Linked DNA regions of Mus musculus: region 2 is linked to region 1. A link is a loop called in an ENCODE intact Hi-C map of the cell type or tissue named here. Cell type or tissue: heart. All regions are shown on one strand. Each heading gives the region's core, and the rest is flanking DNA. Links, peaks and the distances in the headings are about the cores only.

Region 1 (11,534 bases), core at 1,065-9,064:
CGATGCCTCTCTGTTTATCTTTAGATTCCTCCATTTTCCACCATCTGGAGAGTCCTCTTTGGGAGTGAACTGAGTAAAAAGGTGTGTGTGTGTGTGTGTGTGTGTGTGTGTGTGTGTGTGTGTCTGTGTGTGTGTGTGTGTGTGTGTGTCTGTGTGTGTGTGTGTCTGTGTGTGTGTGTGTATGTGTCTGTGTGTGTGTGTGTATTCCCAATGGTTTTTCATAAATGAGATCAGCCTTCTACCCTCAACAGGACAGTTAAACAAGCAAGTATTAGTGAAGAGCCGAGAAAGAAGTTTCATTTAATGGATCCATAATCAAAAGATGAGCCAAGAGGCCCCATGAAGCCCAAGCTGATCCCCAGGGTCCTGACATGAGGTTGAGACTTACACAGAGGGCTGTGGGTATACAGAGCTAAGAAGTTCTGGTCAAGGTGAGCTCCTGCCTATCATTGCTTGGGATCTACTCTGTCCTTCCTACATGGTGGTCTAACAAGTTGTGAAATCTCTCCTTGGGAGGCACTAGATCTCATGATTTTCCTTCTCCCAGCATGAAGAGTCCTGGGAAAATTCTAAAGTCTTGGGGACCATTATCACGATAGCCACAGAGAAAAGTCCCAAAGTCTCTTTAAAATATCTTCATTTTTGTCAGGGTGGTTACAGTTGTTTGGCTCAAAACAATTTAAGATAGATCACTAAGTATTTCTTGAGCGCCAGCCAAATACACACAGACCGTTCATATGCCCACCTGCAGTCAGAGCCTGGGCACCATCAGGTTCAGAGGGCAGGCACAGCCCATAGGAGACGTCAGGGAATGAACCAGAATGAACAGGGATGAGGCAGCTGAGACTCAGAGAGAGACCCATCTGGCTTGGGTGATGCAGACAGATGTGAGGTTGGGGATTCAGACACAAGGTTTCCAGTCTAGTGTTTCAGGGGTTCCTTGGCTACTAGGAGAGAGACATCTCCAGAAGATTCAACGGCAGCTCATTGGCTGGCTGGCTGCCTGCCTGCCAGTTAGCATCCTGCTCAGTCAGCCCTCCTGGAGAGAGCCAACTGAGAGCAACAGGAAGAGCTGAGGAGGTGGGAAGGACCCAGGAGTAACAGTTCAGGGACAGAAGGGGCAAAGGCTGGTGACAGGTGGGGGAGCAGCTATAGCTTCCTCCTGACCCCTGCTTGCAGCCCCTTGCCCTCTGCTTAGGTTGTCCTCAAGACCAGTTACTGTTGCTAGGCAACACAGTCCTGAGGGAGCAGGGTGGGGAAGGTTGGGGTTCGGGGAGGGGCAAGCTTGAGGTTTGACAAGGAGGGCCCCAGCAGACAGGGACCCTATCCCCTGGGTGGGCATACTGTATGCCGAGTCCCCAACAGTCTTTAAACTCCTCTCACCCCCTTTGCCCCTCCCATACATCTTGGGATCGTGTGTCCTTATACCTATTTCATAGGAGAGGGCTGGAGATGTAGCAGTTACCTAACACGTACAAGGTCTAGCACTCAGGAGGCTGGTGCAGGAGAATTGTAGCAAGTTCAAAGGCTAGCCTCGGCTACAGAGTAATAACCTCTCCCCCCAAAAGACAGAAGTGCTGAGAATGTATCTTGTTAGGTAGAATGCAGGCACAAAAAGCCCTGGACTCGGCCCTAGCACTTCATATAACCGAGCATATTCACCCCTATAAACCCAGCACTTGAGAGCAGAGTCAGGAAGATCAGGAGTTCAAAGCCGGCTTCTGCTACATAGAGAATTGGTGACACCCATGGGTTATATGAGCCCTGTACCTCCCAATCTCCATACATACACTCCTCTTACAAAGCAAGGCATGATGGTACGCACCTATTCAGGAGGTAGGAACAGAAGGATCAAGGTTTAGGGTCATTCGTGGCTACATAGTGAGTTCAAGATCAGTCTGGGCTACACTGTCACAAAAAGAATCCTAAGAAAGAATGAAAAAAACTGCTCATTGAGCTGGCATTTGGGGGACCCCTGAAAAGGCCCTTCCCCTCTCTCTCATTCCGCGCTGTCATCCACAGGTCATAGGATGTAAAGTCCAACTGGGGAGGCCTGAGTTTTAGTGCTAGCTCGGCCATGATTGGCTCTCGGGCATGATTGGCAGATGAAGAATGGAGGCATCAGTTCTCCCAGGGATCGTTGCTCCGACCTCTCTGATCTCTGGTAACTTTCTAACAGCGTTTCATTTGTCTCTTTGCAGAGAAGTTGAGCATGTCCCTGGCTGGAAAAAGATGGCTCTCGTCACATCCTGCCAGTTAGCTCTGAGGGTGACTTCCCAAGCAGTGGTGGGAGAGGCTGGACAGAGGACGAGGATTCTAATTTCACCTCTTGAGCCAAAGCCGGGTCTGGCCTTCTCAATCCTCTGAGACCCCAACTGACCTCACTGCTGAGAGGCTGGGAACGGACCCAGGCTGAGCTGAGGCATGGACTAGGAGGCCCTAAAATTAGCTCCAAGGCAAAGGGAGCAGGGACTGGCCCCAGCTGTAGACTCCCACAGTGCCAGGAATGGCGTCCTCACCCAGCTCAAGTGGAGAGACCAGCCAAGGCTTCAGCAGGGACTTGTCACCATGCTGGGTGCCAAGAGTCACAAATTCCTATAGGCACAGGTCAAAGAGCTTGAGGGACAAGAGGGACCCTGGCCAGCTCCTTGGGCTTTGAGTTGGGTTCCAGCCGCCAGCCTTTCAGAGCTTGGGGAGGTACCAGGGAGGAGCATCGCTATTTATGTCTTCCTGAGACAGGGTTAAGGGGACTGACCAGTCCTCTCAAGGCTGAATTAGATAACCTCAAACCTTAGTACCAACTCCCAAGGGTGTAGGAGGATCCGAGAGTAGATAAGTGTCTCCTGGGAGTAGGTTGGAGACACCAGTGACCAGCCCCAAAGTCAGGGCCTTTCCTCTACCCAGGGTAGCAGCTCCACCTGCTCCCTTCTCTGCCTGACTGCTGGAGGGGCTTGTGGAAGTGCAGGTTCTGCTAGGCATGAAAGCACATGTTTACAATCACTGCCACACACACCCAGGACAGCCAGGGCTACCCTGAGAAACCCTGTCTTGCAAAACAACAACAACAACAAAACCTAGACAAAACAAAACAACAATGATGAGGAAGAAGAAGAGGAGGAGGAGGAAGAGAAGGAGGAGAAGAAGAAGAAGAAGAAGAAGAAGAAGAAGAAGAAGAAGAAGAAGAAGAAGAAGAAGAAGAAGAAGAAGAAGGAAGAAGAAGAAGAAGAAGAAGAAGAAGAAGAAGAAGAAGAAGAAGAAGAAGAAGAAGAAGAAGAAGAAGAAGAAGAAGGTGATGAAGAAAAAAAGGGAGAAAAATTAACAAAACCTAACCTTTATTGAACACCATACCAGGATGAGGTATTAAAAATGTTACACATCTTTCCTTCTCTCTCTCTCTCTCTCTCTCTCTCTCTCTCTCTCTCTCTCTCTCTCTTTCTTTCTTTTGATATGGTTTTTGGTTTTGTCAGGCAAGATCCCACAATCCTCTCACCTTGGTCTCCTGAGTGCTGGATTATAGACATGTGCCACAAAGTTCAACTATACTTAGTATCTTATTTGATTCTCTTAACAACACCAATGAATAGACAAAACTGAAGCTCAGAGCTCTTCGAGCGACTTGCTCAAGGTCACAGAGCAGATCAGCAGCAGACAGGGCTGGGATATACACTTGTACCAATGTCCATCAGCACACCCATCTTGTGAACGTGACCTTGAGAGCACAGCGCAGCTTGGTGGCCTTGGGGAATGCACAAGGGAAGCAGAGGCGAGGCCTGGGAGGATGAGGAAGGGTCACGCATGCACGGTGATTCAGAAAACAAGCTTGGAGAGTGGAGAAAGGGAGGATGACACATCCCGGCTTGAGGCCTCCCTCGGCTGGCCAGCTCCTTCCTACTTCCTTCTCTGTGAAATGAGGAAGAAACTCGGTTTAGAGAAGGGTTCCACTCCAGGCCTGCCTGGCACACAGTAGGCCCTCAGGATGTGTGGGCTGGCCTTGCCTTCCCCTAGTGACTTGTACCCTGGCTGGCTCACGGGGTTAAGTTAAGGGTCCTCTGGAGAGGACCAAGGAGAGGTATTAGGGTCACAGCCCAGAAAGGCCCCTGGGAAGCAGACCCTGACAGATACTCGGAGTCTGGCTCTGCCACACCCCTTATCCCACCCCTGGCCCTTCCCTCTTGGCCCAGGGTGAAGAGGCAGCCAGCTAGTTTACCACAAAAGCCCTCTGGAAAGTAAACACCCTCCACCTCCCACACCCCATCCCACCTCCCATACCCTACTCCACCTTCTTCTTTGTCAAAATGCCCTCAGCTATATGAGAAGCATCCTTCTAGTGCCCAATAGGCGAATGCCCTTGGGGACTTACATCCGGCCTGGCCTCTGGAAGTCTCTAGTGACTCATGTTCACTTCCTCCACCTACAGTCATAACTTTGCCGCTGTATCAAGAATATGTCCCTTAAACTGTCCTCACTTGGTAACTCCTGAGGGGCAGCTTCAGGAGGTGGATCCCCACCCCCGACCCCCCACCCCCACCCCCACCCCCGCATGCCTTACATAGATGCGTGTTGCTAGAATAAAAAGCCACTCCTATAGACCTCTGTAAAAAGTGAAAAGGGCAGAGAGGCCATTAGCTTCTCCTGGGACAGAATAGAGACCCCTGTGAATCCTTGAGTCCTCTTTAAGCATGTGCTGGGCAGTGGAGCCTCTGGCCTCCTGCAGAGAGCTGACTCTCCTCGGGAGTCCAGATGCCAGAGAATTCACTACATCTATCTTCTTCATATACCACATGAGAAGTCTGGGGCTACGAGAAGACCATCACCAGACAGGGTCACTCAAAGAAGAGACACTGAACAGTCCTTCTGAGAGTGTTTCCGAGAGAGCCTTCACTAAGCTGCCAAAGGTGGAAAGATGACTTTGGCGCCACCATGTGGCGTAAAGGAAGAAACGCAGAGCTGGGGAAGCTGTTAGTCTTCCAGGATGGGGGCAATTCGTCCACACTAGGACCCTCCTGGGTAATAGGGCCCTGCTCTTTCCCGTTACACAGCCTCTGTCCCTACTGGTCACTCCAATGCAGTGTCTCTCTCCCACACCAGACTAGGAGCTCCTCAAGGGCAAAGCCAGGTCTGAATCATCACACCATTTGTAAAGCCATTGTAAGGGTTTGAGGAAGTGATTTAAGCTGAGCTGAATTCAGTATACAATGGGGGCAAAAATTTCTGCCCAAGAATGTTTATTGAATCAGTGCTTTAGAAGCAAGAGTCGTGCTAGTCACTGTTGACGTAGGAGATGGGTGTAGGGGCTCCTTATGCTGTTCATTTCCCTTGTGCTTGAAATGTTTTGAAACAAAGGAACAAATAGAAAGCATCAAACTCCACTGATAGAGTCTAAGTTAATTATGCACAGCTGTGCAAAGGAAAGTGTTTAGAGACATTAAAATGCTAGCACAGGGTTTAATACTGAAATTGTTTTTTAAAAGTATTTTAATTACATTTACTTATTCATATATGTGTGTTTTATTGATATGCATCTATATGCCATATAATTTGTTCATGTGGCGTATACAATTTAAACCAGGTATGGTGGTCACAGGGCTGAGGCAGGAGGATTGCCACAAGTTTGATGGTAGCCTATGCTATATAATTACTTGGAGGCCATCCTGTGATACACGGTGAAATCTTGTCTCTAGAAAGATTTCTATTACTATCATTGTACTGGATAATAATAGTAGAAATGATGAAGTGTATGTGTTAATGATATGTAGTATGTTCCCCAATATTCTCCAACCGGCACCACAAGCAGTTTATAATATTTTCATCTTCGTCAACAAAAGTGCATGTCCATTAATATACAGCCACTCTTCTATTCCCCTACCCCACCCCACATCCTCAGACTTCCTTGTCTCTGTATGGACTTGCCTAGTCTGGATTCTTCCCATAATCAGAAACAGAACCATGCTGTTTCTACTTAGTGTAATGCTTTCAGGTTTCATCTAGGTCACAGATAAGCCAGAAATAGCAGTGTTTCATTCTTTTCTATGACTAACTAGCACTCAGTGTGTAGGCAGGGAGATAGGATCTTTTGAGTCTAGACCTTGAATTCACTATGTAGTCAAGGATGGTCCTCTTGCCTGCACCTCCTTGCCTGCTGGGATCGAAAGCATGCATCACTATGTCTGGCATTATCTGATGTGGGTAATTGAAGCAGAGCTCCCTGCGAGCTGGGCAAGCACTTTACTGCACTGAGCTACATCCCTGCCTTGTTTGACATTTGCTTTTTGAGGGCTACCCTGGGGAGGGAGCCAAGGCCTTGAACATACTGTACAAGCATTCTACCAGAGTTTCATTCCCAGTTCTTGGTCTTTTGAGCCAGGATTTATCAGTGTATCTTATGAAATATGTTGGGAAGCTCAGACTGGCTTCAGATATGCAATCCTCCTGCCTCAGCTTCCTGAGTGCTAGGATAATGGGTATGTGAAACCCAGTTTCACTGTCTGTATTTAAATTTTTTAAATTAAATTCTCTATTTTATTTTATGTGTGTGGGTGTTTTGTTATGCATGTACATCTTATGCCTCTTGTAATCCTGATGCCTGCATCTGTAGTTCCCTGGAACTGCAGTTATAGATGGCTGAGCCACTATATAGGAGCTGAGAATTGAACCTGGGTCCTCTGGAAGAAAACCAGTGCTCTTAGTCACTGAACTTTTTATTTATCTGTTTGGATAGTATTCTGACCACTGTTCAACCACAGTTTTATGCTAATTTATGCTAATTACCCTGCTTGGATGTATACTTAAGCAGTGGAGTTTCTAAACTTTTTGTTTTGATTTGAAACGGTGGTCTCACTGTGTAGCCTCCAGAGTGCTGGGCTGAAGTTTCTAAGTGTATGGAACCTCTGTGCTTGTCAGAGGAACTGCCATGTTGCTCCAAAGACAGGCCACATAGTTTACCTTTCCCTAGGAAGAAAGTTTCATTTTAGCCTGGTGTGGTGATCAATGCTTGTTACGTCATCCCTCAAAAGGCTGAGGTAGGAGGATCTAGGCAAGAATGAGGCTAATCTGGGCTACATAGCAAGACCCTGACTCAAAACAAAAACAGAACAGAAGGGCTATAAAGCTCCTATGGCAGAATAGCTTTCCAACATGCACAGAGCCTGGCCTTCACTCCCCAACACCACACAAACTCCATCCTAAAATCCCAACACTTGAAGGGAAAGGCAGGAGAGCCAAAAGTTCAAGGCTAGCCTCAGCTACATGTTTATAGCCAATGTATGTGGGCAAGGCACACCCAGGTATCCAGGTACATTATTCAACGTTTCCACAAATTATGGTGTGTTTTGTGTGTGTGTGTGTGTGTGTGTGTGTGTGTGTGTGAGAGAGAGAGAGAGAGAGAGAGAGAGAGAGAGAGAGAGAGAGAATGTGTGTGTTCATGTGGAAACTGATGTCATCTTCAATTGCTCTTCAACCATGTTCATTGAGGCAGAGTCTCTCAGTCAGAGGCAAAGCTCACCAGTCTGGCTAATCTTGCTAGTCAGCCTGCTCTGGGGATTTCCTGTCTCTGCCTTCTGGAACTGGAGTTACAGGTGGGCCACTACAGCCACTGAGCATCTGAAGGTTTCTGAGGACCTGAACTTTGGCATCCTCCTTGCTTTGTTTTTCAGATAGGATCTTAAGTAGCCCAGGGTGGTCCCGAACTTTCTATACAGTTGATAATGACCTTGAACCCCTGCCTCTATTTCTGGAGTGCAGAGGTTTCATGAATGGACCACCAACCTAGATTTATGAAGGGCTGGGATCCCGGGCTTTGTGCATCCTAGGTAAGCATTCGACCAACTGAGCTACACCCAGTCTTTTTAAGTCCCTAACTGCTGAGAAATACTATTACATTAAAACAAACAAACAAACAAACTTGTGCTCAGTATTAATGTGCATGGGGTTACATGTACAATTTTGTGGATCCAGTTCTTCAAACTTGGGCAGGTTCTAGGGATCCAACACAGGCTGTTCAGCTTGGGCAGCAAGTGCTCGCTACCCACTGAGCCATCTCACCAGTCTTCCAGGAGGGAGGGTATAAACCTTGGTTGTGGTGTTCACTTCGAATTTGTAGACCAGGGATCCATGGTTCAGCTGTCTTTGGTTTTCAGGGCTGGCTCCTTGGAACCAAATGACCTTTGACAATGTCAAGGTCAAGGCTGACGGGGAGTAGCCGAGCTGTGGACTACAGTCTCACTCCACAACAACACTAGGTGTTATTTGAATCCTGAGGCTGTCACTCCTATAAAGGACAGCATCTATAATTTAATTGAATGGGTTAGGTTCTGCCCCTAAGGCCTTCTGGGAAATTTATACTGTCTACTTTGGTAGGTGAGAAGCCTTAATGCTGGGGGCTACAAACCTGGCCTTCTCCAGAATTGGAAGCTTAATCCAGCATGAAATGGAAAGAAAAATATTGGCCTTAATATATTCCCAAGAGACCAGCTGGCTTGCCCTTCCCCCCAAGAATGTCACGATAGCTCAGTAGGTAAAGGTGTGTGCCTCCAAGTCTGATAGCCTGAGTCCCACCTTCAGGACTCACATGATGGAGAGAAGTGACTCTCATAAGTTGTCCTCTGAACTCTACACATGCTCTGTCTTTCTGTCTGTCTGTCTGTCTGTCTCTCTCTCTCTCTCACACACACACACCCTACATAAGTAAGTAAATGTAAAAAAATAAGGATGATTCAAATAAAAGGTGCAAGGTTCTCATGTAACCAAGGGTGGCCTTTAATACACTTTATAGCCAAGGATGAAGGTGAATTTCTGTTCTTTCCACCTCTACCTCCTGAGTACTTGGTTAGACCTCAGGGCCTCACACATCCTAGGTAAACACTGTCCTGGCTGAGCTACATCCCCCGGCTCCTAGAACTATATTTTCAATGTTTATTCAGTCGCTTGTGAGCTGGTTTCTAGTAGAATTGGTTACTCAGTTGCCCATGCTTCAGACATAGCGTCACCTATGCGTTATTTCAATATGTCTACCTACTAAATGCACAATCCACCAGTAATAAAACAGACCTTTACAAAATAGAAGGGGTCTGCTATCAGGAAAAAGACAACTTGAAGAATGGGAAAATATGGGATGGATCCCAGGTGGAGCAGTCTCTGGATGGTCATTCCTTCAGTCTCTGCTCCAAACTTTGTTTCTGTAACTCCTTCCATAGGTATTTTGTTCCCCCTTCTAAGAAAGATTGAAGTATCCACACTTTGGTCTTCCTTCTTCTTTAGTTTCATGTGTTTTGCAAATTGTATCTTGAGTATTCTGAGTTTCTGGGCTGAATATCCTAAATATCCACTTATCAGTGAGTGCATATCACGTGTGTTCTTTTGTGATTGGGTTACCTCACTCAGGATGATATCCTGGAGATCCATCCCATAAACAACCACCAAACCCAGACACTATTGCAGATGCCAATAAAATTTTTCTGACAGGAGCCTGATATAGTTGTTTCCTGAGCGGCTCTGCCAGTGCCTGACAAATACAGAAGTGGATGCTCACAGTCATCTATTGGATGGAACACAGGGCCCCCAATGAAGGAGCTAGAGAAAGTACCCAAGGAGCTGAAGGGGTCTGCAACCCTAAAGGAGGAACAACAATATGAACTAACCAGTACCCCCAGAGTTCCCTGGGATTAAACCACCAATCAAAAAAAAAAAAAAAAAAAAAAAAAAAACGTGGTGGAACTCGTGTCTCTAGCTAGTACATATGTAGCAGAGGATGACCTAGTCAGTCATCAATGGGAGGAGAGGCCCTTGGTCTTGTGAAGGTTCTATGCCCCAGTATAAGGGAAAGCCAGGGCCAGGAATGGGTGGGTTAGGGAGCAGGGCGGGGGCGGGGGGGGGGGCGGAGGGGATAGGGGTTTTCAGAGGGGAAACTAGAAAAGGGGATAACATTTGAAATGAAAATAAAGAAAACATCTAATAAAATAAAGAAAAAAAAAAGAAACTAAACCAAACCAAACAAACAAACAAAATGTGGAAATACTGGCAAGTCATATATCTGAGTGATTTTTATCTAAAATATGTAAGAACTATTAGAATCGGCTGGGCGTGGTGGCACACTCCTTTAATCCCAGTACCTGGGAGGCAGAGGCAGGTGGATTTCTGAATTCGAGGCCAGCCTGGTCTACAGAGTGAGTGAGTTCCAGGACAGCCAGGGCTACACAGAGAAACCCTGTCTCGAAAAAAAAAACCCAACAAACCAACAACAAAATAATAATAAAATAAAATAAAAAATAAAGAACTATTAGAACCAATAACGAACAGCAAGTCAGGTTTAAATGGGCAAAACATCTGATGAGCATTTCCAAAGGTCATGGGCAATAAACACATGAAAAGATGCTTGATTCTTGCTAACTAACCATCTGGGAAATGCAATTAAAACCACAGTGGAAATCCCCCTGTTCCCCCTGAGGATAGCCATAATGAAACAGTGCGTGGAACAGCTAAGGTTAGGGAGGAAGCGGGGAGATCAGAAGCCTAGGAGATTCCTGGCTGGTGTGTAAGACTGTGCCGTTATTATACTTTGAGGGCAGAAAAGTCTAGGAGTTCCTCAAACAGTTAACACAGAATGAGTGTAGAAAGCCTGAACAGTTTCCCTCCTAGGAGGGTCACAGTCAAAGACAGCTTGGTTGTTCCACATCCCCAGGACAGATGAAAAGATGATGCTGGCCGGGATGGGGGAGGTGGTTCAGCAGTTAGGCATGCATGTTGTTCTTCACAAGGGCTTGAGTTGTCAGCTGCCTGTCACTCCAGCCAGTCTCCAAGGGCACCCATGCACCCACCGCAGAGGCTTACACGCACATGGCATATGCTTGCACAGACACATATGTGTTAATACAAATAAAAAAATCTTTAAAATGATAATGTCTCGTCCCTCAAAACCAGAACACTCTCTCTCTCTTTCCCTCCCTCCCTCCCTCCCTTCCTTTCTTTCTCTTTCTTCCTTTCTTCTCTCTTTCTTTTTTTATTTTCTTTATAATTATGTGTGTGTTTGTGTGTTCAAAAGTATCCATGGAATCCAGAAGAAGTTAGATCCCCTGGAACTGGAACGACAGGCAGTTGTGAGATTCGAGATGTGGGTGCTGGGAACTGAATTCAGATCCCTTGCACGAGTACGACTTGCTCTTGTCTGCTGGCTGACTTCTCCAGCCCCAAGGACATCAGGGTTTCCAGTAACATTACTCAGGATAGTAAAAAACAAATTAATAAAATGTGGACATAACCCAAATATGTGTACACTGATGAACAACTGAACAAAATGTAGCACATCCAGGCCCTAGACCATTACAGGTCCTGAAAGGGGATGAGGTACTGATACATGGTATGAAACAGGTGGATCCTGACACTGTAAGGTGGGTCACAAAAGATCCCATTTACATGAAAAGTCCCGAATACGTAAATCTGTCAAGATAGCAAATAGATTTGTGGTTGGTTAGGGATGAGGGGCAGGAGGCAGGGAGGCAGGGATGGGGAGTGCTTTCTAAAGAGTGTGGGGGTTTTTTGTG
Region 2 (11,534 bases), core at 1,643-9,642, 110 kb before region 1:
GAAGGGCCGAGTGCCTTTGTAGGCAGCAGCGAAGGTCTCCAGCACAGGGCAAGAGACACCGGGCGTGGAGCGCACAGCCAAGTAGGCTGTCTTGGTGATGTGGAAAGGCAGGAAGCTGATGGCAAAGACAGCTGCCACCACCACAGCCATACGAGCCGCCTTGCTGCGCCGCTCTTGGGCCACAGGACCTGCTGGGCCATCCTGGCGACACAGGCGGCGGGCCATGCGACAATAACAAGCCAGTAAGGCTATGAAGGGCAGCAAGAAGCCGATGACCGTGAGGGCCATACCATAGGGCAGGTAGCGAGTAGACAGGATGGGTGGGCTCAGGTCGTAGCACACAGTGCGGTTGCGCTGGATGCCTGTGGCAGCAAAGACTGCCGTGGGCAGGCACTGGGCTGTCACAGCCAGCCACACGACTCCACACACTACCCAAGCAGCACGGCGACCTCCACGCTTGTGCCAGGAAGCCAGGGGGTGGCAGATGCCCAGGTAGCGCTGGAAGCTAATGCAGGTGAGGAACAGGATGCTGCCATGTAGATTGGCATAGAAGAGGAAGCGTACAAAGCGGCAGGCGAGGTCTCCGAAGGGCCAGTGGTCCCCTCTGGCGTAGTTATAGATAAGTAGGGGTAGTGAACAGGCATACATCAGGTCCGCCAGTGCCAGGTTCAGGGTGTACACAGCGGAACGGGTCAGGGTCCGGCGGGATGCGCAGATCTGGGCAATGACGCAGATGTTCAGTGGCAGGCCGACCACCAGCACCACCGAGTATACCGGGGTTAGCAGCAGTCGCTTGAAATCCTCACGGTAGACGCAGGTGGTGGGCGGCAAGCCTGGAGCCTGGATGGTGCCATTGTCCTGCTCCATAACTGCCTGTCAGCCTTTCCTATGCTCGGAGAGTCTGGGGAAGCAATACACACCCTTTCAGTAGCATGCTCACTGGCAACCCCGTTCTTTCGCCCCGCGCCTTCATCTCACTGTCTGAACAATTATGTCTTTAATTATGTCATCTCTTAGCCTCATCACCCCATAAAGATCCATACTGATGTCATATCATGGACCTGTGTACTCCAGTAAAGCTAAAGCTTGAGAGAAATTCGCTTTTGTTTATTTTTTAGACACAGGGTTTCTCTGTGTAGCCTTGGCTGCCCTGAAGCTCACTCTGTAGATCAGGCTGGCCTGGAAATCACAGAGCTCCCCTGACTCTGCCTCCCAAGTGCTGGGATGAAAGGCCTGTGGCACCACCCTGGCCCAAGTCGATTTTTTTCTGTCCTATTTATTTCCTCTCAGCTTCTCCTCATGAAGTTCTGCTCAGCCCTCAGAACTCTAGTCAAATGTCTCTTCTATGAGAATTCATTGATGGGCTTCCGTTCAAATCACAGGTACTTAGTGCCTGCATGATCTTGGGGGCAGGGATTTACCTTCTGGCTTCCCAATCTGAGCAGAAAGGTTAGAAGCACACATGGGGCATCTCCTGAGCTCCCTGAGGAGTAGGGATGCAGTAATGGTATGTTTACCTGTCTCATGCAAGATGGAAGATGTTTTAGGAGGAAGTGCCAGATTTGGTGTTCCTCGTTGTTTTCAAGGCAGGTTGGGTCCAGGACAGAGAGCTCTGGTGGCTTTTAGTTTACCCCTGTGGACAGTGCACACACACGCAGAGCTCACGGAGGGAAGCACTGACGTCCTCAGTCTGAATTCCACCTTGGGAAGCCATGTTCTTTCAGTCACCGTTTATCTGTAAAACAGGAGAGGTGACTCAGGTGTTCCAGGGAACTTCCTTTTGGGGGGACTTAGGGGACTGGGATTGTGTGCAGGGTGGGGTGGGGTGAGAGGGTTGTGTGGATGGGGGTTGGAGTGTGTGGATGAGGGGTGGGGTGGAATTGTGTTGATGGAGTGGTAGTGGTCTTGAGTGGACGGAGGGTGGAGTTATATAGATTATGGTGGGGGTGGGCTTGTGTGGATGAGGGGTAGGGTTGTATCGATGGGGGGAGGGGAGGGACTGGAGCAGCTCAAGTCACTCGGCTACTGCTCCTGTACCTAAGCCGGGAGGCTCACAACTGCCTGTAACTCCAACTTCAGAGGATCTGATATCTGTGGTGTCCATGGCAACTGCACACATATGTGCATGCACAGGCACACATGCTGCAGATGTCTGCATCGTTAGGAGCACTGGCTGCTCTTTTAGAGGATCTAGGTTCAAGTCCCAGCACCCACATGACAACTCATAACTCTGTAACTCCAGAGGATCGGACACCCTCACACAGACATACAAGTAGGCAAAACACAGAATTAAAAAGAATAAAAATAAATTAAAAAAAAAAACAAACAAAAAACAAAAAAGGAGAGAAAGAAAAAGAGCCTGAGGTGTGTCCTGGTGGCCAGAGTAAAATTCCAGCTCTCAGGGGAACCAATCAGGAAGCAAGCTGGCCAAGCTTTACAGAGATGGGAACTCTGAGGTGAGGAGCCATAGGGCCAACATCAGTGAGTTAGAAACAAAGTCAGACCCAGAGCTCACCATCCACAGACACTGGATACAGAATCGCATGCATTCATCAGGGTCATTCGTTTGTGCCTTCTTTCTCTTGCTTTGACCTGCCTGTTAGACACACATAGGCCTAGCATGCGGGCAGAGACATTGTAAGCTTAGCTACGGTTTGCTAGTCTGAGGGACAGACAGAGTGAGCCACAGGATGGAAAGAACTCAGCAGAAAAAGTGTCTGCTGTTAAGGCAGCCTGAGTTCAACCCCTAGGGCCCAAATGGTGAAAGGAAAGAACCGACCCCTGCAAGCTGTCCTCTGACCTTCACGGGTACACTGTGGCAAGTGCTCTACACGCAGAATAAATGGATAGATAGACAGACAGACAGACACACACACACACAGACAGATAGATGTATGTCAATAAAGAAAGAAAAAGACCTTCTCCAGAGAAGGATGACTGGGTGGCTGAGGAGGGTTTTCATCAGTAGAGCAGAGGAAGGACACCCCAAGTGGGAATAGGGAATAGGTGGAAGGGGCCGAGTCCCTATCCTTCCTTAGGCAGGCCTGTGGCTGACTGACCACACTCCCCGAGAGAGTCTCTGCCTCCCCCTGGAAGTAACAAGAACTGCAGAAATGAGCTTTGAGTGGATCTCAGCCGTCATTGCCCCTCCCCCCCCATCTGCTCTGTCTCTGAGGCTGAGTGCTCCCACTCCTACAGGGGATGACTAGAGGAAGGGACCCCTCGACCCCAACCGTGGGTGACAGCTAATATTGACTACCTCATCTGCCATCCACTCTTGCACCCTAAGTCCTAGACCAGCTTCTCTCTGGACTATCTGCCTGCAATTGGAACCTTTTAAGAGATTCCTCTGCTCTTAGGGAAACACCTAAGTCTCTCTTCTGGTGTTCAAGGCCCCTGTCCAGACCTCTGGCTTTGCTTGAAGGCCCCCAAGTCCTCTCCACACGCCCCTTATCCTGCCCTTCCTCACTCATCACACTGTTCCCAACATGGTAGAGCCACTGGCCACTGAGACCCAGCCCCCTCTCTGACCTGTCCAGCTCTGCTGATCTTTTCACAAACACGTCCATAGTCTACTTCTGTTAGCCAGAACCTGAGCACCTCCAAATTTAAAACAGCACCAAGTTCATGAGCCCATCTTGATCCTCCCTTGAGTCCCCAGCTGAAGAGACCCCACCCAGCTTGCCAAACTGTCCAACCACTCTGTCCCACACCATATTGGCTCATTTCCTCAAGACACAGACACTCACATACAGCATCCCATCACCGTCCTGAGTTGATAGTTCCAAGTGTGTTGGGGCACTCAGGACACTCAGACTCGGAGCTGCCCATGCTCCTGTCCTCAGCCACACTGTAGCATCTCTGGCGTAGCTTTGGACAGTTTCCTCTGCTTCCTGGCGCTGCTAGCTCTGACTGAAATAGCCCTTGGATGGGGGGGCACTCCCTGTCACCCCCCACACCTTGGCTTGGCGGAAACAGCCTGGAGGAGCACAGAGCTGAACAAAAGTCATCCTTCCCAGAACTCCCTCTCTAGCCATGGGAGGAGGGGACATGGGCATGGGCAGACCCAGCGAGTGGCTTTCCACCCAGCTCTCCATCAGTGTTCTCATCTGTTGAATGTATAGGTGTGTTATCACAGTTCTTGGCCCTTCCCTTAGCTGTGACAGCTGAGCCACCAGGATTCCATTCACTTCTCTGAGTCTGTACTCCTATCCCAATCCTCCATCCATTTGGTAGGTCATCTACTGACATGCCTGTCTTCACCTCCCTCCAGGTGACAATCCACTTGGGTACTTCTTACCTAGATATTTTATTGCCCATACGTCCTTTTCACTACGCGCCCTTATTAAACACATACTGTGTGCCGTCAGCTCTCCCAACATTCCACTATTAGTGGTTGCTGTCCCTTCTACTTAAAGACCAAGGGTCATGAGGTTGGGGGTAGGGGTGGGCACATGAATGGGGCTTTATAGCTGTTGGGACAGCTAGAGGGTGAGAGGTGTGTTCTTCAGGGCAGAGGCAGCACTCAGAGGGGAAGATGACGGGGGCTTTGGTGTGAAGTCAGTGAGGCAAGGGGGTGGGGGCAGGGCACGCAGGGAACGAATGCCAAGCTGGTAAGTGGGGGCCGGGCTCATATCCTGCCTCTGCTCCCACTCCCATCTGTTTCTCTTAGCTGCTGTCTAGAATGTCACAGTTGCCACCTGCATGTTGAAATGCCACAGAGAGTGAGGACTCTTCCTACTCTGTCACTTGTAAAGGAGCCTTGTAGACTGTAGATGCCGTCTGTGCACTGAGCCTACCCCAAGCCCACTTTACAGGACAGGGAGCCGAAAATCTGAACCAAAGTGAGACCAGGCAGATTGAATTTCAGGCAGACATTTGGCCAGCTGTGTACAAATTGGGCACCTACGGTTTATTTGCGTATGAGCCAAGAAATCCAAGCAGCCACGGAGACCTGGCTTTCTTCCCAGTAGCTAGCTCCTGTGGTGTTCCCAGGACAGGCTCCGGTGGCACCAGGGTCTGTCCCAGGATTGATGCAACTTTGAAGGATTAAGGGAAGATGGGGTGCTGACCCTGGGGCAGGGCAAGACTTGGGTCAGACCTCTAAATGATTGTGGCTCCTCCAGGGACTGGAGTAGTCCCTGTAATGAGAGTCTGAAGCCATGAGATGGCGCTAGTGGACAGCTGAACTGGATGAGGCCACTGTGCCCATGCTTCAGGGGCCGCCTGCTAGTCTGGCACTGAGCAAGCCCAGGACATGCCCCTAGGCCTGTTCCTCTGGCCTTCCTCAGGATTCCTCCTACTTATCTATCCCTCTGTCTGAGTCTCACCCTCTCAATGCACTTACAACAGCCATTTGAGTGTCAGGCCAGACGTAGCACCCTGACACCAGGCATCCTCCACCCCTCTCTACTCTAGTTCCCTGGATATACCATCACCAAAAATACCACAGCCCTTTACCCCCACCAAGGGACAACCTACATTTGCTTCCTTCCCTCAGTCCAGGTGACAGCTATGGGTTCAGTTCTGCAGCATCGTCAACCGCATGAAGACATCAGGAAGAACTGTCTCACTGTTTCTGATGCTACTTAGGACGTAGGGTCTTTGTGTAACCCTTCATGTAGCCTGTAGGATAGAGGCAGGAGCTGAAAACTTGAGTCACCACCTACCGGGTAGTTCTCTGCAGCTGCTGGACCTGGGAAGAAACTTCCCAACCTTGGGCTGCCTGCCTGCCTGCCTGCCGGGAAACCAAGCTGGGAAATCCCCTGGCTGGACCCCTGGCCCATGAATTTAGCATGGAAGGCACAGGATCGAAGGGTCAAGATTTGGTTTCCTCCTTCTGAGTCAGGCTGAGACTCACCATCTGCCTGCTGTGTGGCTTAGGGCCAGCTTTCCACCTTCTCTGAACCTGAGAAACTTATGGTCGCTGTGTTCCCTTCCTTACAGAGACATCACGCCCTCTGTCCCAGGCATCACCCAGCCCTGCCCCTGTGTGTTATCCATCCTTGGTGCCCTAGAGCCACCTACATCTAGCTTGATCCCAGACCCTGGCACTCGGAGAACAGTGGGCAAGGGACAGAATCCCTGCTTGGACAGTTTAGGTCTCAGCAGGCTAGAGCTGGCAAAGCCAGCACGAGGCTGCAGGGAGGGCAGAGATCTGCTTTCTCTTCTCCCTTTTACTTCTTCTTCCCCCTCTGCTCAGCAGGGACCATGTGGAACTGAAAGCTTATTGTGAGTGTGAAGGAGAAGCTGCACACTGGGACTGGGGCCCTTTCATAGCCCTCCTCTGAGATTGATGCCCCCATCCAGTTCTTCCAATAAAGCCTGGCCCAGAGCTGTGTGGGAGGCACCTTGCCCTGTGCCTGGGCTCCAGGCTCTTCCACCCCTTCCTCTCCCACAGTAAGTGGAATATATACACTGCTTAATCATAAGGACTGCAGTTGGCTTCAGACCACTAGTGCCCCAGATCTGTCCATTGTCCAATAACCAGGCTCCAGGTCGTGGTTGGAAGAGAAGACTGAAGCCTAGCTTGTGGCCTGCCATGCAGGTAGACCTGGAGGAGCCCTCATTTTAGAGCCTTGCTCAATGGTTGAGAAGGAGAGGGGTTTCTGTTGGGCTTGCAAAGCTGGGAGGAGTGAGGCTGGAGTTGCCACAGCTGTCAGGACTGTGTGCCAGGCATGGTCCTGTGTCGCAGAGATATAAGCCCGAGAGAGGAGACTGCCAGAATCCAAGGGGGCAGAGTAGAGAGAGGAGCGCACAGGTCCCTGAGAACACTGTGGAGCTTCTGGATGCCGCCAAGCCTGAGACTTCAACCTCCCAATGGACTCCAGTGATGCCCACTGACAAGTTCTTGTTTTGCTTCAGTCCATTAACCGGTTTTCTATCCCTTGATATCAACCATCCAAAGCCAGACGTGGTGGTGAAGGCCTGTAAGCCTTACACCTGGGAGGTAGAACAGGGAAACTGGGAGTTCAAGGGCATCCTCAGCGACATAACAAGTTAGAAAGAGGAGCTGGGGATGTTGCTCTATTAGCGTATTTAATGTTCGCAAAACCCTGAGTCCGGTCCCTAGTACTGCATAGTCCAGGCATGGGAGATGGAAGCAGGAAGATCCAAAATTTAAGGTCATTCTCAGCTATGCGAGTTCAAAGCCAACCTGACATCATGCATGAAACCTTATCAAAAAAAAAAAAAAAAAGAAAGAAAGAAAGAAAGAAAGAAAGAAAAGAAGGGAATTGAGAGATTGCTCAGTGATTAAAAGCTTATGTGTTGTTTTTTTTTTTTTCAAGGATCAAAATTTGGTCCTAGCCTCCATATCAGGGAGCTCACAACTGCCTATAACTCAAACTCCAGGAAATTTGATGCTTCTGACCTCCCATACATACATACATACATACATACATACATACATATAAACACACACACATACACACATACACTCTTCATATATATATATATATATATATATATATATATATATATATATATATATGTATGTATTCTAGATAATGTTGCCTTGACTGTCCTGAAACTTACTTTGTAGCCCAGGCTAGCCTCAAACTCAAGGAGATCCACCTGCCTCTGCCTCCTGGGATTAAAGATGTACACTACCATGTGTAGCTTTAAATCTATATTTTTTAAACCAGCCATCTTGCCTGCAGTTCTAAGCTGGAGTAGGGCCTCCACCTCTTCTCACACAGTTTTGGTCCAGAAGTCCATCATCTCTGCATGGGAAACTAGAACGGGAGGGCAGGTGGGGACAGAGGGACAGTCTAGTGGAGCACAGTGGCAGCCAGAATGGTTCTCAGAGTGACTGACCACTGTCATCTCAGTAGCTCCTGGCAGGACAGTGGAACCCATTTGGGCTCCCTCTGCCATGTGTCCTAGAAAGTCCTTTATATCTTTGAGCCCCCATCTTCCCGGGTACTCACTGCTAACTTCTTGGCTGTTTAGTGGAAGCCAGACTGGGTTAAGGGCTCTGGTACCAGAACCTTACATGGAACGAGCTGTACTGACCCCACAGGATAGCATTGGTGGCAATTGCTAAGATGTGATGTCTTCCTAAAAATCTCATAATTTAAAGTCTTTGCCCCTGGCTGGCAACACTGTGGATAGCGGATCATCAGGCCATTGATGAGAAGTCAGTGAATCAGCTTGCGCATAGTTCCCATTGGATGGGATATTAGAAGGTAGGGCCTGGTTGGAGGAATTGGATCAATGGGTGGGACTTAGGACTCCTTCCCCCTCCAGGCTGACACAGGGGCAGCAGCTTTGTGCCACCATGCCCTCCACTGTGATGTTCCTGCATTGCTGCAGGTCCAGAGCTCTGAGGCCAACCAATCAGGAACCAAAACAAAGACTTAAACGATTGTCTCAGATTCTGTACAGCGATGACTAGGCTTAGACACAGTGGTGACTTGTCCGAGGTGACAGTGAGTCAGTTGGGAGCTGAATACAGATTTGAGTAATGATAAAGTCTGTGCTGGGAAGAAAGGGGACATTTCCCTACCAGAAACCCGAAGCCAAAGAGGCTGAGTTTGCCAGTGCACACAATAGTCACCGTGGCACCATTTCCTAGGAATAGGTTAAAACAATAGAGGCGAGGAGGCCCTCGGGTCACAGACAGAGTAACTCCCTCCCTCTTCTAACTCGGTGAGACACTGGACACAAGATCGGCTTTGCTTTTAGGTCTCCAGTTTCCCAGGAACCCTGGGAAAGGTTAGATGAGTAGATCCAGTCCGTGTAGCTAGGCCAGAGCGCGCTATCCTTGGTGCTACTGAGTTCAGTCAATTACTGTGTGTGTGTGTCTGTCTGTCTGTCTGTCTGTGTCTGTGTGTCTCTCTCGTTGGTGTCTCTCTCTCTCTCTGTGGTATCTGTGTGTGTGTCTGTGTTTGTGTCTCTCTGTGTGTAGTGTCTGTGTCTCTGTGTGTATGTGCGTGGTGTGGTGGTGGTGGTGTATGTGTCTGTCTGTCTGTCTGTGTCTATGTGTGTCTGCATTTGTGTTTGTATCTTTCTGAGTGTGGTGTCTGTGTGTATATGTGTGTGAATGTGGTGTCTCTCTGTGTGTGGTGTTTCTGTGTGTGTGTGTGTGTGTGTGTGTGTGTGTGTGTGTGGTAGTGATGGTGGTGCTAGTGGTGTGTGTGTGTGTGTGCCATTGCATGTATATGAAGGTCAGAGGACAACTTCTGGGTGTCAGTTTTCTCCGTCCACCAGGAGGGGCTTGGAGAGTGAGCTCAGGTTGCTTGGTGGCAATCACTTTTACCCACTGAGCCATCTTGACGGATGACACATTTGCTGGAGGGTAGGGGGATAATCACAGGAATTGTACCTTTAAGCCTGCCTGATTCCCTAGTCTCAACCTTAGGAAGGCCTGTTCACCTACCAGGCCAGGCAAGTAGACCATCGGAGTGTATACTGCGTGTTTCAGAGACAAGACACCAAAACGCAAAGGAATCTGGCTCTGTGTGTGAGGCTGGGCCAGAGGGAGTCTCAGAGGACCCCTCACCTCTCATGAGAGCAATCCCTGTCATGGGTCCTGTTCTAACCATCGCTAGCATCTCCTGAGGCCTGAGTCCACATCCCAGAGGCAGACCACCCCTGTGACCCCTAGAGGCAGGGGTCAGTGGTAGGGTTCTGGGTTCCGGACTTGCTGAGACAGACAGGTCTTTAGATGACCTGACTCAGAGCCTCTCCACTCCCCAAAGAGGAGACCTTGAAGCCTCCCCGTGGCTTGTCTGGCCCCTGTTTGCATACTCCCCTTGCTGGAGAGCTTACCCTTCTCCAGGCTGCTATAGGCTACCTTGAGAAAACTCACTGGAAGACGAGCTTGGCCTCACCAAGCCCTGAGATGTACTTCTATTCATTGACTCTAGCCCACTGCAGCCTGCCTCTGGGACCCAAGGCATCCTGTAGATCATTCCGAGACCACTCATGGACTGGTCTTCATTCCTACCACCGGGTTCCTGAGCTCACATCCAGATCCAGGGAAACCTGGGCCACATACCGTGTGACAGTAAAACTTCAAGACAAACCTCATAGCCGAGGGTGGTACACACTTGAAATTCCAGCACCAGAGATGTCAGAACACTTCCTTCCATCAAACAACTCAACCTCTGATATGAACCTTGTGGGTGTGGGCCCACCCGTGTAGGGGGAAGAGGGTTTGGTAGGTGTCTGAGGTTGGCCTGGGAGGGACAGAAGGAGGTTATCAAAGTGAGAGTGATGCCCAACTCAGTGAGAAGTAGATGAGGCTGGAGGGTGTCAAGTGGCTGTGGACAGTTGTGATGTGTGTGAAGAACACAGGTCTCTCTTCCTTCAAGCATGGCTCAGATGACCCTGTCCCTGGGAGGCCTTCCTCTGCCACTGTAGGAAAAACTACAGTCTCCTACATATGTGTGGGACTGTGGAAAAACTACAGCCTCCTGCATATGTGTGGGACTGTGGAAAAACTACAGCCTCCTACACATGTGTGGGACTGTGGAAAAACTACAGCCTCCTGCATATGTGTGGGACTGTGGCTGACTTGTTACATTTTGCTCCTCAGCACGTTTAGGCTTTTTATTACTACATTAATTTATTTATATGTGTGCTTTCTAATATTTATTTACATGTGTGCACACACACATTTGAGAGTCATGGTGCAAGTGTTGGAGGTGAGGGAATGACTTGGAGGAGCCTGTTCTCCCCATCCCTCCTCTGCCTCCTTCCCCTCTCCCTCCTCCTCCTCCTCCTCCCCCTCCTCCCCCTCCTCCCCCTCCTCCTCTCCCTCCTCCCCCTCCTCCTCCTAGTATGTGTGTCCAGGAGACTGAACTCAAGTCAGGCTTGGGTGTAAATGCCATATCTGTTGAGCCATCTCATCAGCAACTCCCTCCCCTCCCTCCTCTTCCTTCCCTCCCCCCTCCTCCTCTCCTCTCTCTTCCTCTCTCCCTTTCTTTTTCCTTCCTTCCTTCCTTCCTTCCTTCCTTCCTTCCTTCCTTCCTTCCTTCCTCCCTCCCTCACCCCTCCCTCCCTCTCCCTCTCCCTCTCCCTCTCCCTCTCCCTCTCCCTCTCCCTCTCCCTCTCCCTCTCCCTCTCCCTCTCTCTCTTTCTCTCTTTCTAACAGGGTCTCTTGTAATCCAGGCTAACCTCAAATTCATTATACAGCTGCAGATGACCCTGAACTTGACACCCTGGGATTGGATTATAAGCGCATGTGTCACCGCAGCTAGTATATGCAGTCGGAGGATGAACCCAGGGATTCATGCATGTTAGACAAGCACTCTACCAACTGAGTTACACACCAATCCATTTTGTTTGTGTCTGTAAGTCGTAGCCCAGGCTGACCTGGAACTTGTGGTAATCCTCCTGCCTTAGCCTTTCAAGTGCTTGGATTCTGCGTGCATTACTGAGCCTGGCTGCACTCACCTTCTTTGAACAACTGTTCTGCTTATTTCCTGGGGTAGTCATCAGGTTTTCACCTTTCCTTTGCTACATCCCCAATCCTAGGACAGTGTGTGGCACACAGTAGGTGCTCAGTAAGTGTTGGTGGGAAGACT

Evidence for each region. Peaks named below come from ENCODE experiments on the same cell type or tissue, not always from the same donor. Only the 100,000 strongest peaks of a DNase experiment are listed, where the experiment ranks them.
Region 2: a loop joins it to region 1, with 6 times the contacts of the local background. A loop is called at or near these places in 24 of 42 quality-filtered maps.

The regions. Positions count from the first base shown.
Region 1 is chr7:101,047,082-101,058,615 of GRCm38, forward strand. No RefSeq gene overlaps it. Among named protein-coding and RNA genes, the nearest start is that of P2ry2, 41 kb to the left of the region's middle. In heart, for the core only: CTCF peaks have their summits at 4,937 (motif pointing left) and 5,145; DNase peaks (open chromatin) are centred at 2,400, 4,050 and 4,940; H3K27ac peaks cover 1,314 bases.
Region 2 is chr7:100,938,284-100,949,817 of GRCm38, forward strand. P2ry6 (pyrimidinergic receptor P2Y, G-protein coupled, 6) reads right to left here. Exons shown (of 3, transcript NM_183168.2): 2 at 1,518-1,735; 3 at 1-901. The coding sequence starts at 867. Among named protein-coding and RNA genes, the nearest start is that of Arhgef17, 12 kb to the left of the region's middle. In heart, for the core only: a CTCF peak has its summit at 5,165 (motif pointing right); DNase peaks (open chromatin) are centred at 5,108 and 6,298; H3K27ac peaks cover 871 bases; H3K27me3 peaks cover 2,253 bases.